2 separate regions of the Homo sapiens genome follow, and region 2 is linked to region 1. The links are chromatin contacts, found by Hi-C or POLR2A ChIA-PET in ENCODE. All regions are on one chromosome and are shown on one strand. Each heading gives the region's core, a stretch centred on a gene start or an enhancer-like site at or near the end of the contact. The rest is flanking DNA. Distances are from core to core; before and after follow the strand shown. Region 1 has its middle 49 kb from the start of SNORD154. Region 2 holds the start of LPIN3 (lipin 3).

Region 1 (4,778 bases), core at 1,507-4,006:
AAAAGTTCTTAATCTCTGCTACTCCAAGGATTGCTTTATCTTATATTTTTTTAAAAATGAGATTATACGATAAATGTTATTTTCTAATTATTTATTTTCCACTTAATCTGATGTGGAATATGTCACCTGTCTCAAAGACATGGTCCAACTTGTAACATGTTTGTGGGGTTCTGGAGATGGCTGTGTGACTTATTCAACCAGATCCTTTCTGATGGAAGTGCAGATTGTTCCAGATGACTTACACTTGCAGGTTCTCATGGTGAGGAAAGTTCCCACACTTTTTCAACCCAGCTACGCGGGACTCACATAGGCCAGCCTAGCCCCCACTTCCTTCCCTTCTCACATGAAGACTTGGGAAATGTTAAGGGAAGAAGAGGGGGTCTCAGGAGCCGAGGGGCTGGCAATGCGGATGCTGCTGATGTCAAGTAAAAGGAAGACTGAACAACACCCATCAGATTTAGTGGCCCAGAGTTATTCTTCCATGCCCTCACCTGACCTCGGGGTGAGGCATGGAATTCCAGCCTCCTGGGGGAGGGGCAGCAATGGGAAAGCCCAAGGGTCATCAGAATTGCTACCTATCTGGCATATGTATCCTTGCCCTGATGCCTCACACCCATTCTCAGTTCCCCAAAAACAGCCCTACCGGTAGTTTCTGTTCTTCCCATTTTATATACAAGGAAATTGAGGCTGAGAAACCTCACCTGAAGTCAAGTGGCCAATAAATCACAAAGCCAGGGTTCAAACTCAGTTGCTCAGGGCCCAAAGCTGGGTCAATTGCCCCAACCAGAGAGATGGCCCAGCCAGCCCACCCCATGGGCTAAATGACCTGACTGTTGTCTGAGAATTAGCTGATTCCCATTCACCAGAGTTCTCAAAACCACCAGCAGTTTCTGCATTGGTTATTTTGCTGCTTTTTTCTTTTAATTAAAAAATAATACAGGGCTACGGTTTAAAAAACATTTAAACTGGAGAGAAAAGAAGCAACCCTCAGACCCATTCTCTAGAGGTAACTTATGTGACCAATTTTGGGGGCCATGATGTGCATTTCATACGTATTTTGTGTGCACGTGTGTATGCACACACATGTACACACATACAATAACTGCACTGCACACCCCCTATTATAGCCAGCCTCTATGCACTGGATGCTTTCAAGAACATTGCCCCATTTCATCTTCATCAGTATGCCAGGGCCTGGACACTATTACCTTCCCCACTTTAGTGATGAGAAAATTCAGGTTCTGAGAGGCTGAGCCACTTGCTCAAGCTCACTCAGCTAGTGAGAGGCGAGACTGGAATTCAGGAGCAGGCTTTTCATAGCACCTTCCTGCCTATAAAGAGGGGTGGCTGAGAAAACCCATTCCATGTCCTTGAAACAAAAGGCTCAGGAGGCCCAGACTGGGGGATGAAGTAATCCCTCAACATCTAGCAACTATGGGGCACCTACTGAGTGTCAGGCAGTACATTGCCTGGACCTCGGGGATCTCATAGTAACAGCCCCAAGAAAGACCATCCTGAGCAAGAGGCACCCCTGGCCTCCCCATGGCCCAGAAGGATGGCTTGCATGGTGACAACAGAGGCAGCAAGAGGGGAGGGAAATGGGTGGCAGCTCCAGTGGACACAAGCAGGAGTCTGCAGAGCTTCCTGGGAGGGGTCCCAGGGATAAGACCCACACAGTGGTCCCGCTTTCAGTCATTTCTTCCTTCCAAGCTCTCACAAAAGTACTCGTGGCAGATCTATCTGGGTCACAGGACAGAAATAAACATCATTTGAATAATCCCAGGCTGACAGCCTTGGAGAATGGACAGGAAAATTAGCCCCTGGAAAAGGCAAATCTGAGCATGTCACCAGAGGCACCAGAGGGTGTCTCAGTAGCCTCGGTGCCTCCTGGGAGCGCTCACCCTCACCCAGGCCCTTGGCTCAATGCCCGAGAGAAGGAGACAGCAAAATGCAGACTCAGGAGTGGAGGCCCACGACATCAGCCAGTGGCTTCATTGTTGCTATCAAAGAAGACAGGATTCGAACCCAGGTCTCTCCAACCTCACCTCTTCCTCCTGTCTCCTTACAGGAGCCATCTGGAGTTGGGTGGCCCATCTCAGAAGGAGTTGGATGTCTCGCTTGGAGTCTCCATGACAATCAATGACTCCCATCCCCAGTGGCAGGATGGCTTACCTGAGCCAGCCACACATTGGGCGACCCCTCACTTGGCTGGCATCAAAGGTGAGGTTGCTTTCCAGGTAGAAGGGCACAGCCAGTGGCAACGAATGCAGAAACCACCATTGGTTTCAAGAATTCTAGATGGTGGCTGTCAGCTGATTCTCAAAAAACAATCAGGTCTTTTAGCCCACAGTGGGGGCTGGCTGGACTACCCACTATGGTGCCACAAAAAGGGCAGACTCTGGACCAGACATCTGAATTGGAGCTCTAGCTCTGTCTATTCCTGTGTCTACCTGGGAAGATGATCAGATATCTCTGAGCCTCAGTTTTCTCATCCGTAAAATGGGTAAGAGTAATCTCTGCCTCGTGGGCTGCCAGGAGGGTCAGAGGACATGGACCTAAATGGAATGACCACAATAGGAACAGACCCCAAAACCTGTCAAGCTGAGCCAGGGGGTCTCTACCCTTCCTAGCTTCTCTCCCTGTTTCCCAAGCTGGCTGGGCTCGAGGTTGTGCTGGCCGAGCGGACCAGGCACAGGCATTTTTCCCTCTTGCTGAGCAATGCGGATTGCGCCAAGCGTTCCCTCTCCTTTTGTGCATGTTTTTCATGACCCGCTGCCAACAGCTCTTTGCTGGGCGGCTGCCACCATTTACCCAGCACAAGAAAACTGCCTTTCTTCCCCCATTTAGGGTCTGGTTTTAATTTCTACAGTATTCTCTTTAATAACAATGCCTAATTAAAACATCTGTTAAAAAGTCTGTAACATTAACTTTACAGGGAGAATTTAATAGAATTATATTGGAATTGCAGGCATTTAACGGCCTTCCTAATTAGGCTTTTCTTTAAAAAAAAAAAAAAAGGAAAAAGAAAGAAAGAAACATTCTACAAATTAAAATCTCGCTCTTTTTTATGATAATGTAGGCTGATGGTCCAGTGGCTGGAGAGGACAAGTGGAAGCAGATAGAGAGACGGGAGTCATGCTAAGCCAGTATAATGACCTTTGTAGGATGGAGAAGGAAATTGGAGAGACCCTGCATTTAATGACAGGCATTGTACCAAGAGCACTCTCATTTGTAATCTCAATTACTTCCTGACAACAGTCATAGAAAGTAGTATTCACCCCACTTGAATGATGAAGAAACTGAGGCAGAGAGAGAAGTAATTTACTCAAAATCACACATGCACACAGCTAGAAAGTGGCAGAAACTTCAAAGTATGTACTCATTCCACTGCTCCCCACAGCCTTCCAGCTTTGCATCCAAAGAGTTTTCTAGAGCCCTCAGTGGGGTCTTTGTCTCCGATTTGCTCACTGCTTGGTGGTGAGCATCATGGCTGCCTCCCATAATCATCTGTAGCTTGTCCCCGGTTTCTTTCTACAAATTCCTCGTCAGCTTGATGCTCCTACCTGATCCTCCCTGGCCCTGGCTGTCACCCTACACGCCACCGGCAGCAAGCTGGAGCATGTGGTGGAGTAGGAATACAGCCTAGTGCCTGCTGGGGCACACCCCACAAGGGAGGAGTCAACAGAAAAATGTCCAAAGTGATCATCCTCAAAGTCTGGTCCCCAGGCCAGCCGCATCAGCATCACCTAGGAGCCTATTAGAATGCAAGTTCTCAGGCCCCATCCAGATTTACTGAATGAGAATCTCCGAAGCTGGGGCCTTGCAATCTCTGGTTTTCTGTTTGTTTTTGTTTTGTTTTGTTTTGTTTTGTTTTGTTGTTTTGTTTGAGACAGAGTCTCACTCTGTCGCCCAGGCTGGAGTGAGTGCAGTGGCACGATCTTGGCTCACTGCAACCCTCGCCACCTGGGTTAAAGCGATTCTCCTGCCACAGCCTCCTGAGTAGCTGGGATTACAGGCACCCACCACCACACCCCACCAATTTTTGTATTTTTAGTAGAAACAGGGTTTCACCATGTTGGCCAGGCTGGTCTCAAACTCCTGACCTCAGGTGATCCGCCTGCCTCAGCCTCCCGAAATGTTGGGATTACAGGCGTGAGCCACTGCGCCCAGCCACAGTCTCTGTTTTAATAAGCTTTCCAGGTGACTCTGATGCCATTAAAGTTTGAGAACCACTGATCTGAAGATAAAGGGGAACTTTTTTGTCCCTTAACCCTCCCAAGCTAGACTTCAGAGTCTAGAGGTTTGGCACTTTACCTTTGTAATGTGCCTTTGTAGGATGGAGAAGGAAATTGGAGAGACCCTGCATTTAATGACAGAGGTTTGGCACTTTACCTGCCCTGAGAGGCAGCCTTGCCCTAAGCCATTGACCCTGGCCCAGTCCCTGCCAACTATCACAGAGGTAAACTCCAAGCAGAGCTCCCGACTTGAGGCTGGCCTGCTAGTTACAGGAAACAGGTGGGATTACCATCTTTAGGTAGTAGGAAAGACCAAACCCAAATGCTTTCCTGCCGCTTCCTGAAAAGAGCCCCCTGTTCCCTTTTAGCCAAATCTGACCTCAACAGTGCTCCCCAGAGTGGGGTATGGGAGGTGAAGCCAGCCTAGGCTACTCAAGAAGGGGCTGAGTCACCCAGGAAGGATTTAAGCAGAAACTCCCAAGCTCAAGGAAAGGACTTTTTTCCAGCCATGGTTTTAAGATTCCAGCATGGCCCTGTCTGTTT
Region 2 (4,571 bases), core at 987-3,486, 580 kb after region 1:
CCTCCACCTCCTCGGTTCAAGTGATTCTCCTGCCTCAGCCTCCTGAGTAGCTGAGACTACAGCTGTGCACCACCATGCCTGGCTAATTTTTTTTTTTTTTGTATTTTTAATAGAGACGGGGGACCGAGCGCAGTGGCTAACGCCTGTAATCCCAACACTTTGGGAGGCTGAGGTGGGTGGATCACGAGGTCAGGAGATCGAGACCATCCTGGCTAACACAGTGAAACCCTGTCTCTACTAAAAATACAAAAAATTAGCTGGGCATGGGGATGGGCCCCTGTAGTCCCAGCTACTCAGGAGGCTGAGGCAGGAGAATGGCGTGAACCCGGAAAGTGGAGCTTGCAGTGAGCAGAGATGGTGCCACTGCACTCCAGCCTGAGTGACAGAGCGAGACTTCATCTCAAAACAAAAACAAAAACAAAAAAACAGAGATGGGGTTTCACCGTGTTGGCCAGGCTGGTCTCCAACTCCTGACCTCAGACGATCCGCCCACCTCTGCCTCCCAAAGTGCTGGGATTGCAGGCGTAAGCCACCTCACCCCAGCCGCAAATGCAATTTCTGCAACAACCTTTATATCAACTTTTTTTCCTCTAACAATGAACAATGAAAACAATTTGTGCTCCATCTTTAAAAATGTGTGACACAAAAATTTTTTAAATAAAAATAAATATGTGATAAACATTCCTGAATGCCTAGTGTGTGCCCTGGCGCTGTGCTCTGCATTTAATTTGGATCAGCAGTTCTCAGCCTTGTTTGTACATTACAACCAACTGGAGAGGTTTTTAAACTCCCAGTATCCGGGGCATCAGTATTCGTCTAGGGCACAGTGATTCTAACACACAGTCAAGGTTGAGAACCACTTATTTAATTCATCCTGTAAATCCTCACAATAGAATCCTGCAAGGTAGCTTTTATCACCACCTTTGCCGATGAAATTGAGGCTCAAAGAGGTAAATTGATTTCGGCATCTGTAGCCCCAACCTGTGACCTCTCCTTCCTTCCTTCTCGGGCTCCCTTCAGGGATTTCCTGATGTTACAGAAAATGGTATGTATGACGCTGCCCTCCTGGCCACCTTGACATAGCTCTGCTCCCAACAGGGCTCTTCTGAGATAGCAGCCAGACACTACCTGGGATCAGGACTGATACTAAATGACTTCTGCCAAAATGAGGACAACTGAGGCCAGTCACTTCCAAACAGGTTCTGTCACCCTGAGTCAGAATAATGGCAGCTACCTCTCCTCCTCACCGCCCAGTCGTTTCTAAGCCTGGCTCGTCGCCGTTGCTGCTCCGCCAAGCCTTTCCTCGGTGCCCTCTCTCTTTTAGAACAAATTACTTCATCTCCAGGCCCTTCTCAGGGCAGCTTCTTTGCAGGGGCCATAGGGCGTCGGAAAGGTCTTTGGTCCAGGAAAGCCGCGAGCCACAGATCCAAGAGGAAAAAGCCGTTCCCGGCCCGGGCCTTGCCCAAGGCACGAGAGTAAATGCACCTTCCGCGTGCCTCGGCGCACCTGGGCTCACCTGTCCCCTCCCGCAGTGCCTGCAGACAGGGAGGGAGCGCGGCTGGGCCAGAAGGCTGATCACCGCCTGCCCCCTGCTGGCCAGTGTCAGTATTGAGCCCGCTGCCGCTCGACCAGAACGTCCCAGGGATGGAATGAAGGTGCGGGCATTTATGGAGCGCCTGCTGTTTGTCAGGCGAGGTACTGATAAGCGCTGGAGTGTAAGGATGTACGTGACCTGCTCTCAGAGTTCAAATTTAAATGAAGAGATATACATTAATCAAGTAGTCATTCAAGCAAATATGAAATTACAACTGTGGGCTATGCGAACAGATGACGCGAGGGGCCTGTCCAGTCTGGGAGATACGGGTGGGTTCAGGAAAAGCTGCCCCCAGGAGGGGACGTTTGAGCGCCAGGAGCCGCGCAAAGTCATTTCATGTCATCTCTAAAATCCTGCAAGGCGGCTTTCCCCCTTGACAAAACAGGAAATGGGATCAAATTGAGGAAGGAATTCACCCAAGATCACACAGCAAGCTGGAAGCAAATCTGGGAGGAGCTAGGTCCGCCCCGTTCCGAAATCCACACTTTTCTGGAGGTGGGGCAGGCGGTGGCACAGGGACTTGGGGCGGGGTCTGGTGGGCGGGGCATGAAGTCTGGCCCCGCCCCCGCCTCCGAGGCCAAAGGGCGCCCTGGGCGGGGATCGGAGCAGGGGCGGGGTCTTTCCAGGGAGTGGAGCCTGGGCAGATTGGGGCCTGTGGAGGCCGCACTAGGATCGTAGAAGGAGTGGAGCCGTGCTCTCACCCTGTCTTAGAGGACCCGGAAGCGCCAAGTGACTGAGGGCCGAAGACACTCACCTGTGGAGCCTGTGCACGTAGGTAGAGGCGGCGGCTCTGAGTCCAGGAGCTCCAGTGGGCAGCTCCCCAGGTAGGGCCCAACTCGGGGGGAGAAGAGATGACCCTCTCCCCTCCCGCCCTGCCCATCTGTCCTGCCATCCTACATTCCTTCCTTCCTGTCCGCGGGCCTGGGTCCACCCCTAGCTGTAAGATGGGGACGCAGGGGTGGAGGGACTGGCCTCATTTTGTCCCTTTTTCCCTGGCCCAGCGGCTGCAGGCCCCCTGGACACCCAGAACGTAGAGTCTGGAGAGGAGACGTCGAAACCTCCCAGGGGAGGCTGGCCCAGCTTTACCCCAGCCTGACTGTGTGACCTTGAGGAGGACAGCCACTTTCTCTGGTACCCAGTGTCCTCAGTTGCAAAACAGTGACTGGCCCTTGCCCTGCTTGCCCTGAGACTGGGCAGATCAGATGCTGTAGCTGCTGGGGGCTGGGGTGGCGCTTTCTCTCTACTGGGGCACTAGGAGTGCTTACTCTCCTGCTCCCTCTGGTCCTCGGTGGAGAGCCACACCCTTCATCCACCCAAACCTGGGAGCCCCGAGGGCTGAGAGCCTAGTCCTAGGGCAGCTTGCTCTGGCTTCCCTGTGCTAGAGTTGTAGTCTAGCCTGGAAGGCCTGTGAACATCCCCAAGGTGGGGTGTGAGGCCTACGTGGAGTGCACATGCTCGTTTTGCAAATAGTGGTGCCACCATTGTGCATGGCCTTGAGTGCCAAGTTAAGAAGTCCAAACTCCGCTGGGCGCGGTGGCTCACGCCTGTAATCCCAGCACTTTGGAGACTGAGGCGGGTGGATCATGAGGTCAGGAGATCGAGACCATCCTAACACGGTGAAACCCCGTCTCCACTAAAAATACAAAAAATTAGCCGGGTGTGGTGGCACACGCCTGTAGTCCCAGCTACTCGGGAGGCTGAGGCAGGAGAATTGCTTGAACCCAGCAGGCGGAGCTTGCAGTGAGCCAAAATCATGCCACCGCACTCCAGTCTGGGTGACAGGGCAAGACTCCATCTCAAAAAAATAAATAAATAAAAGAAGTCCAAACTCTCAACTGCTGGCAGGGGCAGTTCATCAGAGTATGACCTGCAGTGCCCACAGGACCAGCCTGCATGAGTGGGGCTGTCATGATGCTGCTGCTGATAGGTGTACATACAGGTTTTTATTGCATTCCAGGGCTTTACACAAAGTCATTAGTTACTCACACGTGCCTGATGTTATTCCCATTTTGGAGGCTGAGACTGAGGGTCAGAGAGATGAAGTCACTTGCCCATGGTCACAGCTAGCAAATGGCGGAGTGGGGATCAGCACCCAGATAATCTGGTGCCTTTTCTCCTAATGTCCTGTGGCCACCCGTGATCTGGGCATCTGGTTATAAAGTCTTAACCTAGGACAGCTGGAGAAAGGAGGGGCTGGATGAGCAGGAAATTGGGGGAGAAGATTCAGAGGGCTAGGGAGGGAGAGAGGGGTAGTGACTAGTCCTAAGGGGTATTCGGCTTCCTGGGAAGGTGTGAGGAGTGAAGTGGCTGATTTTAGACATGTTAGTTTGTGGGTGGAGGGTGATAGAGGGGAGCCAAGCAGAGCTCTCCTCTGTCTGGAAAAGAACAAGGAGGTAGAGCTGGGTCCTGGGAAAAGGGGGTGCCTAAGGGATAGGTGAAGACAGAGGCGGGCTCACAGAAGGCCCCCAAAATGCTGAGCAGGCAGATGTGGGGGGGCTCACTGGAAGCCCCCAAAATGCTGAGCAGGCAGATGTGGGGGGCTCACAGAAGGCCCCCAAAATGCCGAGCAGGCAGATGTGGGGGACATCCATTGGTGAAGTGGGGGGAACAGAGAGAGGAGAGAATTCTGGACTCCCGTGACATTAGATCTGAGGGAGATGGGTCTAAAAAACTGAGGCCTTGGTTCACAGAAGGGGAAACTGAGGCCAGCCAGTTACTTGCCTGAGAATACTCCAGGGCTGGATCCGAGTAGGACCCCGGGTGCCATCTCTGCTATTCGGCCCTTTCTACTAGATCGTGGTTCTCAGCTGGGGGCAATTTTGTCCCCCAGGAGACATTTAAAAATGTCTGAAGACAATTTGGCTGTCACAACCTGGAGCTGCGGGGGATGAAGTGCTACTGGCATCTAATGGGCAGAGACCAGGGATGCTGCTGAATATCCTACAGTGCACCCACCCACCCCCCAGCAAAGAATTAT

The links. Hi-C counts contacts between places; a loop is a spot of excess contacts on that map. ChIA-PET counts read pairs that join two places held with the same protein, here RNA polymerase II (POLR2A). Pooled maps may share reads with other maps.
Region 2: a loop to region 1 is called in a pooled map, with 2.2 times the contacts of the local background. The contact joins the promoter of LPIN3 here to the enhancer-like site in region 1. A Hi-C loop is called at or near these places in 3 of 50 pooled maps. POLR2A ChIA-PET finds 5 or more read pairs at or near these places in 3 of 52 experiments (BJ, Caco-2 and endothelial cell of umbilical vein).

What each region holds. Positions count from the first base shown.
Region 1 is chr20:40,761,360-40,766,137 of GRCh38, forward strand. No RefSeq gene overlaps it. Among named protein-coding and RNA genes, the nearest start is that of SNORD154, 49 kb to the left of the region's middle. RefSeq lists an enhancer at 1,385-1,885. Within about 2 kb of position 2,757, at least 3 of the 41 ENCODE cell types and tissues checked have a DNase peak (open chromatin) inside an H3K27ac peak, as active enhancers do.
Region 2 is chr20:41,338,585-41,343,155 of GRCh38, forward strand. It overlaps LPIN3 (lipin 3), which reads left to right and starts at 2,237. Exons shown (of 20, transcript NM_022896.3): 1 at 2,237-2,418. RefSeq lists an enhancer at 1,849-1,898 and a silencer at 2,059-2,218.